Linked DNA regions of Homo sapiens: all the other regions are linked to region 3. A link is a contact called in ENCODE Hi-C or POLR2A ChIA-PET data. All regions are on one chromosome and are shown on one strand. Each heading gives the region's core, a stretch centred on a gene start or an enhancer-like site at or near the end of the contact. The rest is flanking DNA. Distances are from core to core; before and after follow the strand shown.

The links. A loop is a pair of places that touch in the nucleus more often than their neighbours do. ChIA-PET counts read pairs that join two places held with the same protein, here RNA polymerase II (POLR2A). Pooled maps may share reads with other maps.
Region 1: a loop to region 3 is called in a pooled map, with 10 times the contacts of the local background. The contact joins the promoter of DRAP1 here to the promoter of YIF1A in region 3. A Hi-C loop is called at or near these places in 1 of 37 single-sample maps with no recorded cell type and 8 of 50 pooled maps. POLR2A ChIA-PET finds 5 or more read pairs at or near these places in 2 of 52 experiments (Panc1 and activated CD4-positive, alpha-beta T cell).
Region 2: a loop to region 3 is called in a pooled map, with 2.7 times the contacts of the local background. The contact joins the promoter of CTSF here to the promoter of YIF1A in region 3. A Hi-C loop is called at or near these places in 1 of 50 pooled maps. POLR2A ChIA-PET finds 5 or more read pairs at or near these places in 2 of 52 experiments (MCF 10A and PC-9).

What each region holds. Positions count from the first base shown.
Region 1 is chr11:65,918,170-65,920,869 of GRCh38, forward strand. DRAP1 (DR1 associated protein 1) reads left to right here and starts at 1,257. Exons shown (of 7, transcript NM_006442.4): 1 at 1,257-1,374; 2 at 1,611-1,683; 3 at 1,779-1,872; 4 at 2,174-2,293; 5 at 2,400-2,493. The coding sequence starts at 1,333. It overlaps C11orf68 (chromosome 11 open reading frame 68), which reads right to left and starts at 893. Exons shown (of 2, transcript NM_001135635.2): 1 at 741-893; 2 at 1-49. The coding sequence starts at 862. RefSeq lists enhancers at 10-929, 930-1,850 and a silencer at 647-1,716.
Region 2 is chr11:66,567,356-66,570,055 of GRCh38, forward strand. It overlaps CTSF (cathepsin F), which reads right to left and starts at 1,251. Exons shown (of 13, transcript NM_003793.4): 1 at 919-1,251; 2 at 629-727; 3 at 89-307. The coding sequence starts at 1,131. RefSeq lists a silencer at 1,300-1,369.
Region 3 is chr11:66,287,694-66,290,393 of GRCh38, forward strand. It overlaps YIF1A (Yip1 interacting factor homolog A, membrane trafficking protein), which reads right to left and starts at 1,450. Exons shown (of 8, transcript NM_020470.3): 1 at 1,262-1,450; 2 at 388-599; 3 at 119-223. The coding sequence starts at 1,292. RefSeq lists a silencer at 1,067-1,526 and enhancers at 1,465-1,759, 1,627-1,766.

The DNA.
Region 1 (2,700 bases), core at 7-2,506, 370 kb before region 3:
GCCACCTGGAGAGCCCTCCTCTTCCAGCTCCTCACCTGGTTCCATCCTGCTGTGAGGGAACCGAGTCAGGGCAGGGTCTGAGACAATAACTACAGATGCCAGGCACTGGATTAAACTGTGGCCTTGAGTAAGAGTTACTGTCGATGCGCCTCAGTTGCCTCATCTTTACAATGGGATAACAACTGTTCCTGTCCCGTAGATCTGCTATGAAAATTAGATGCCTGAGGAGTCAGCGCTCCAGAAGGGTTGCTGCAGTTATTACTATTCTCCTTGACTTACAGAAAAGGAAACTGAGGCTGAGAAAAAGGACTTGCCCAAGGTCACACCTGCAGTGCGTGGCAGGGCCGAAGGGTGAATCCAGGCGTGGGAGCAACCAGCCCCAGCTACACCTCCCGGCCCTGCCAAGGCCCCCTTTTCCTGGCAGGTATCCGGTGCGCTGGCATTTAATAGAGGAACGCAAAGAAGCGCACGTTCGCGCAGCTCCCGAGGCCGGCTCTGTAAGGCCAGGCCTCCCAGGCAGGCGTTATCGGGCCCACTTACAGACGAGGACGCTGAAGTCCAGAGAGGTTACAGGCCGTTCCGAGGCCAATGGGGCGGTTCCCAGACTCGAACCAGGGCTTGTTAGAGCCTGCAGGAGAGCCAGGCTCCGGCCGTGCCGCGCCCGCCGCCATTAACGCCCACGGGCCCGAGCTGTGCTCCCGCCCCGGCCCTGCCCTGCCCCTCCCGCCGCCCGCAGTCACCTCCGGCCTTCGCTGCGTTCGACGCCGGCCCAGCCCCGGGCCCGGCTCCGCTCCTGCCGTGGCTCCGCGCCACCGCCACCGCGCCCCACCCCCGCCACGGCCGCCGCCGCCGCCGCCGCCATCTTAGCGCCGCGCCACCTCAACAACAACTTTATAGACAGGCGCAGCCACAGGGCGGAGCCGCGGGCCTCAGCGGCCGCAGCGGCCGCGCTGTGGGGCGGGGCCGGCAGGGGAAGGGGCGGGGCCGACGGGGAGGTGCTGACTCGGGGGCGGGGCCATCGCGGGAACCCCGGGAGGGGCGGGCCGCGGGGGGCGGGGCCAACGTTCGCTCTTCTGGCCTTGGGGGCGGGCGGGAGCGGCGGTCCAGACTGGGGAGGGACGCGCACCGGCCAGGAGGCTTCAAGAGGAGGGCACTAGGGCCCTGCGAGCGGCGTCTTAACCGGCGGCGCTAGGACTCCGCGGGAAACGGCGGGGGCGGAGCGGGCGGCACCAGGACCCAGGGGAACCGCGACGGGCGGGCGGCGAGCAGGCCCGGGAGCCGGGAGGCTGCGGGCGGCGGCGCTGGACCCGACGCGGCGAGAGAGGCCCCGAGATGCCGAGCAAGAAGAAGAAGTACAACGCGCGGTTCCCGCCGGTGAGCACGTGGCAGAGCCCGGCAGGAGTGGGCCCGGCTCCCGGGTGGCTTGGGCCCAGTTCCCGCTGGGCAGGCGGGCGCGCCGCGGTGTTCGGGGGCCTGGACGCCCCGCCCCCTCCATGCCCTCCCCGCGTCCGTGTCCCCCGCCCCCTTTCTCCGGGGATGCCCCTTCCTCCCCCAGCACCCCCTTAGGGGACGGTGGCGACGGGGTCTGAACTCTGCTCCCCCACCCGCAGGCGCGGATCAAGAAGATCATGCAGACGGACGAAGAGATTGGGAAGGTGGCGGCGGCGGTGCCTGTCATCATCTGTATCCTGCCGGGGGCGGACCGGGTCGAGGGGCGTGGGGGAGGGAGGCAGCGGGTCGCCCTCTCCTGCCCCGGAGTTCTCCTTGACGCTCCTCAGCCCGGGCGCTCGAGCTCTTCCTAGAGTCGCTGTTGAAGAAGGCCTGCCAGGTGACCCAGTCGCGGAACGCGAAGACCATGACCACATCCCACCTGTGAGCGGCGAGGAGCCGGGAGGGGCCGGCGGGTTTGGCGCGGGGAGTTCACACACTGAGGAAGGCAGAGCCTGGGTGGCGAGGGAGGTGGGCGGCAGCCGGGACACCAGCAAGGCCACAGACTGGCAGAGGAGAGGCTGGGCTTCCAGGCAGAGGGAGCCACCTGAGTAAAGCAGGGCAGGCCCGGGAGCGGAGATCGGCCCGGGCTCCAGCCTGACATCTGGGGCCCCTTGCTGCCACCCACTGCGGGTTTGGGTGTCTGGGCCCCTCTTGAGTGCCAGCCCCTCCTCACCTCTTCCAGGAAGCAGTGCATCGAGCTGGAGCAGCAGTTTGACTTCTTGAAGGACCTGGTGGCATCTGTTCCCGACATGCAGGGGGACGGGGAAGACAACCACATGGATGGGGACAAGGGCGCCCGCAGGTGGGGCCAGGGCCTGGCATACAGTGGGGAAGGCCAAGGCCACAGGGCTTGGGGGTGGCCAAGGAGTAGGGAGCACTCCGGGCAGATGGACTGTACCTTCCCAAAGGGGCCGGAAGCCAGGCAGCGGCGGCCGGAAGAACGGTGGGATGGGAACGAAAAGCAAGGACAAGAAGCTGTCCGGGACAGACTCGGAGCAGGAGGTGAGTGAGGCCCCAGCCCTTCGCCCTGCCCTTGGTGATGGGACAGGCAGCCTCGCCCCAGGCTGAACTGGCAGGAGGCCAGCTCTCATCCTTTTCTGCAACCTGTTTGCTCACTGGTTTATTTGTAAATTGGGGCTATGAGGGTCTACTGCTGTCCCTGCCACTCCCAGTGATGGGTTCGTGTCTTTTCTTGTCAACTCTGACCTC
Region 2 (2,700 bases), core at 1-2,500, 280 kb after region 3:
GAAACCCACTCCAGAGGGAAGGGAGAAGGGTGATGAGGCAGCGGCTGGCTCCTCAAGCTGAGGGCTCCTCAAGCTGAGGGCTCCTCACCTGGGACAGGGGATCCTCATTCAACAGGGAAATGACTGAGCTGAAAGTCTCGTTTCTGTTGTCTGGATGGTTTTGGGACAGAGAAGAAATCATGGCTGAGCCCTGAGTGAAGGCTGACTTGGGCTCCCCAGCACCTGGAACCTTGGTGTCCACTGGGCCACAGTCCTTCCGCAGCAGCACGTGTCTTCCGAGCTCATCCAGGACTTGGAAGCTGCAGAGCTGGAGGGAGAGGAAGAAGCTGCTCTGGGGGCCTGGATCTGGATCTGGGGAGCAAGATCTGGCCAAGATGGAGCTGGAGGCTCCTCAGATGAGAGCCACCCCTAAGGCAATCACCCCATCACAGTGGACAGTGAGGCACGGCCTGCACCGGGGCATCCTCCCCTTCATAGCATCTTGGTTTCCAGCCCTCGGGGCCTGGGAAGTGGCTCAAGGTGGGGCAGCAGCTACCTCAGATCCCTGCGTCTTGACCTGACCCGTCATCATCCAACTGCTGCTTTACTCGGCCTCGGGGCGGGGAACCCCAAGAGCCTCATCACTCACCAGGGTTTTCTTGGACACGGGGAGCCGGCACACCATGGGGTCGTTGCAGGGTGGCTCCTCCAGGGTGGCCTCCAGGGAGTACAGCGACCCCTGACCCGCCTGGAGAGAGGAGTAGGTGAGGCGGGCACAGTCGGCCCTTGACGGCGCCCAAGGCCCCGCCCGTGCGGCGCTGCCCATTCCCCATCACCAGAGATCGGTTCGTCCAGCGGGCAGGCCCCATCCCAATGTTAGGTCAAAGCTCCTATCCCTTGGACCCGGGCCTGGCGCCCCCGCCCCCGGCGCGTCCTCACCCGGCGGACGCGGCCGCGCACAAGGCCCAGCACGGCCCGCGTCCCCGCAGCCCGGCCGCGGTTGAACATCTCCAGCGCGAAGCGGGTGGGCGCCAGCAGCTCCGGGGACGGCGGCCCCCAGGCCTGAAAGCTGGCGGCTCGGGGCTGGGCGGGGGCGGCCACTGCGCCCGGGAGCAGCCCCAGCAGCGACAGGAGCTGCAGCCAGGGCGCCATGGCGAGGGCGAAGCCGGCGGCCCGGACCCAACAGACGCTCCACCGACCCACCGGGTACCGAGCCCGCGGCCAGCGGGGCCTGAGTCCTCCCTCCAGCGGGGCGACGGCACGCCGACCAATGGGCGCTGGTTTGCGGCGCCTGCGCGTTCTCTTGTTTACAGGAGGCACGTGGGGCGCGCAGGGTAGGGAGAGCGGGAGGCTGCTGGCCTGAGGCTAAAGCTAGTCACTGACCTCTATCACGTGCTTGTTATATGTTAGGCATGATATGCCAGCTCCTTTTATTCGGCGTAGCAATCTCTGAAGTAGGTGCTATCCCCATCGTACAGTGGAGGAAACGAGGCTTGGAGAGATTAAATGGCGTGGCCGGGCTCTGTGACTCAGCCCTGTAATCCCAGCACTTTAGGAGGCCAAAGCGGGTGGATCACCTGAGGTCAGGAGTTTGAGACCAGTCTGGCACACGTGGTGAAACCCTGTGTCTACTAAAAATACAAAAAAGAGCTGGGCGTGGTGGTGGGCGCCTGTAATCCCAGCTACTTGGGAGGCTGAGCCAGGAGAATCACTTGAACCCAGGAGGCAGAGGTTGCAGTGAGCTCAGATCGTGCCATTGCACTCCAGCCCAGGCGACAAGAGCAAAACTCCGTCTCAAAAAAGAGAGAGAGAGAAATATTAAGTGGCTTGCCAAATATCTGGTAAGGAATTGAGCTAAACTTAAATCCAGGCAGTTGGCTTCTGAGCCTGGGTTTGCAGCTTGATCGCCTCTTTCAGGCCCCTCTTCTCAACAGCGAGATGGCAGGTAATTTTTTGAGTGCTGGCAGCGTCTCAGGCTGTTGTGAGGTTCAAATGCAATCATGCAAGCATTCAGTAGCCACTAAGGCAGGGTGCACAGGGTTGAGACTGTCCCTTGAAGCATTCACCTGCTGTGTTCCAGGGTCTACCAAGGGAAAGCATGCACAGATGCATTACAGGAATAGTGCTGCGTTCTTGGAGCTCACAGTCTAGAGAGAAGAACGACAGATGGGCTGGGTGCAGTGTCTCACGCCTGTAATCCCAGCACTTTGGGAGGCCGAGGCGGGCAGATCACCTGAGCTCAGGAGTTCGAGACCAGTCTGGCCAACGAGGTGAAACCCCGTCACTACTAAAAATATTTTTAGGCCGGGCGCAGTGGCTCACGCCTGTAATCCCAGCACTTTGGGAGGCCAAGGTGGGCGGATCACGAGGTCAGGAGATGGAGACCATCCTGGACAACATGGTGAAACCCTGTCTCTACTAAAAATACAAAAAAATTAGCTGGGCATGGTGGCACGTGCCTGTAATCCCAGCTACTCAGGAGGCTGAGGCAGGAGAATCGCTTGAACCAGGGAGTCAGAGGTTGCAGTGAGCTGAGAGCGCACCATTGCACTCCAGCCTGGTAAGACAGTGAGACTCCATCTCAAAAAAAAAAAAAAATTGAAACTGCCTTTGCAAAATTATGACAGTAAGAGAAATCTGACATGGCTGACTGCATCTTGCTTTCTAGCCTCACAGGCTGGCTGTCTTCACTCATTCCTGGGCATGGGCCAAGGTAACTTT
Region 3 (2,700 bases), core at 200-2,699:
AGCAGCGGCCACATCAGGAGGGGAAGAAGAGAAAAGAGGAGAGAAGGGGGTTGAGGTCTGGGGGCCAGACTCGGGCAGAATGAGGAAGGCCCACCAGCTCCCTTGGTAGGAAGCTCACCTGGTGTGTGTAGGGGAAGACCAGCAGCCCTAGCTTCTTGGCCACGTAGGCTGTGTCCACAGCAAAAAAATACTTGAGTTTGCTCACAGACACAAAACGGTGCAGCTGGGAGGGGAGAGAGGAAGCTGTGGGCAAGCCGCACCCCAGGCCTCAGGGTGCCCCTCTGTGTGCTCCATCCCTGAGGGCACTGTGAGGAATCGGGTGGAATCCCATGATGCCCCAGCCCTAGCCAAAAATTCTGCCACCCGTGCCCCGGGGGCAGGCCACACCTCCTTGTGCACCATGTCCTTCCCATGGGATGCGATGGAGCTGCCATAGGCCATAGCCACATTGGCCATTGGGTCCCCAAGCAAGTGGTTGACACTGAAGGCCACGTCTGCTCCTGTGGCTGGGTATCCCCCGGGCTGGCTGGAATAACCACCGCTTGTGTCATCGAAGAGGGGAGGGGGATCCGGGGCTGCCCGGGCCCTGTGCTTGGAGCCTGTGGGTTTGGAGGTATCAGAGTAGATGACAGAAATACCAAGCATGAGCCCAAACCACCGCCCCTTCCCTGGCTGGACAGCCCTGCACGGGTCCTGGAGGCACCGATCAGTGAGGGGACCCCAAGCTGGGTGAGGGGGAGCTAACTGAGAAAAAACTGTGATGAGGGATCCTTTGCGAGAAATCCGTTGCTAAATGTAGGCAAAGAAAGAGCTGAGGCAGCGCCTAGAACTGGTTGCCCACTTGGGGTTTCTGAAGGCCTCTCACTGGAAGTGACCTCTGAACTGAGCCACAGTGAGTAGAAGTGTGCTAGGTGAAAATAACTGGGAGGGCATCCTTCCGTGAACAAAGCTGGGAGAGGCGACAGCTGGCTACCTGGAGGCCCTGGACAGTGATCAGGGACCTCATCAGGTTCACAACAGTCAAAGGAGTTTCTGGAGGAGGAGGCGGACCCCGTTTTTGCCCGACTCCGGCATGGGATTCCCAGGACTGGGCCGAGAGGGCGAAGTCCGGGACGTGTTGGAGTGTTACGAGGGGCAGGAACCCGAGTGACACCCCCGCCCTGGGCGGCGGTCCCAGTCGCTATCTCCCTCGGGGTGAGCGGGCCACGCCGCCGACTCTCCCCCCGCCGGCCGCGCCGCGCCCCGCCCGCGCCCCACGCACCGTGGGCTCCGTAGCCCGAGTGATAAGCCATGGCCGCGACGCTCGCTGTCCCCGAGGGCCCGCTGCGCCGCCTCGTGGGTACGAATACTAATGAGGCAGCTGCTCCGCGCCCAGGGTACCGACCGAGGCCACCCGGCCGCGCGACACGTCCCCCACCCCGCCGGTCTCGGCCACCATGTCCGTGGCGTCATCCCCCGCGCCTGCCATTGGCTCTTCGGCGGCGCCGGCTCGCCCCTCCCCTCTCCCAATTGGCCACTGACGAGCTCTGGCCTGAGCGGATTCGGCAGAAGGCAACATCCGGGTGAGGGACAGGCGGAGCGACTTGCGGTGCCTGGGATTGGATCACGGGCTTGCCAGTTCACGGTGGGAACAGCCAATAGAAGAGTTAAGAAAGAAGGTGGGCGAGAATTATTTGCGCGCCTGCGCGGTGAGGCACTTGACGCACCCTGCCACGACTACACCAGGGAGTCGAGAGGTAACCTGCAGCCGGAGTCAGGAGCAAAGCTTCCTTGGTGGGACGTACTCCAGGAGGGAACGGGGCGGTCGAGTTCCAACCAAGCCCTGCCCTTCGGGGCGCCTGTTTCTCCCTCTCTGGGCTTGTTTTCCTCCCCCGTCACCTACACTTCACCCAATCTTGGAACGGAGCCCCGGCAGACCCGGAGGTGGTGGTGGGAGGCCGGACCTATCAGTGACAGAGCTGCCAAGCAAGCCCCAGGATGCTGACTCCACCCGCCTCCCACTCCTCTTCTCCGCGCGGGTGCTGTCCGTCGTCCGGTGCTGAAAATGTCCTCCCGCCTCAGCCGCCATCCTGTAGACTCCCGGGGGCCTGCGTATGGGAAGATTTGGGGTCTCGAACCACACGCTCCTAGCGAGCGCGTGGCCGCACGCACACATACACGCATACTGCAAAACTGGGGCCCAGAGGATCCGAAGTCTGAGAGATTGGGTGGTATAGGTGGGGCAGGATCCTGCCCCGGGCCTGTCCCATAGACTCTCCCGTAGTCCAGCAGATTTGGGGGCAGAGGTGTGCTGATTTGCGTCCTGAAGCTGCAGCCTAAACTCCTGAGTCATCGCCGGGCCTGTGGTCTTCTTGAAGTGAGGCCCCTAAGCCTCACTTGTAGTCCCGGGGGTTCCTTTCTCTCCACCCAGGTTCTGATCACTCCCAACCCCGCGGAGACAGTCTTCAGGGGCCTCCCTCTCACAGACCTTCAGCCACCGCTTTCTAGAGAGCATGAGCAGGTTCTCTGCGACCTCTCTAATTAGCTACCAGGTATCCAGTTACACCAGATGACCTTCCTGCTCCCCAAACTCAGCCCACGTGGTCTGATTGCAGTGCCATTGCCCAGAGGTCCCCTCCACCTGGGATGCCCTTCCCCCTCATATCCACTTGTCCATAAGCCTAGTTATCTTTAAGAGTTAGTTCATCTCGTGCCTCTCAG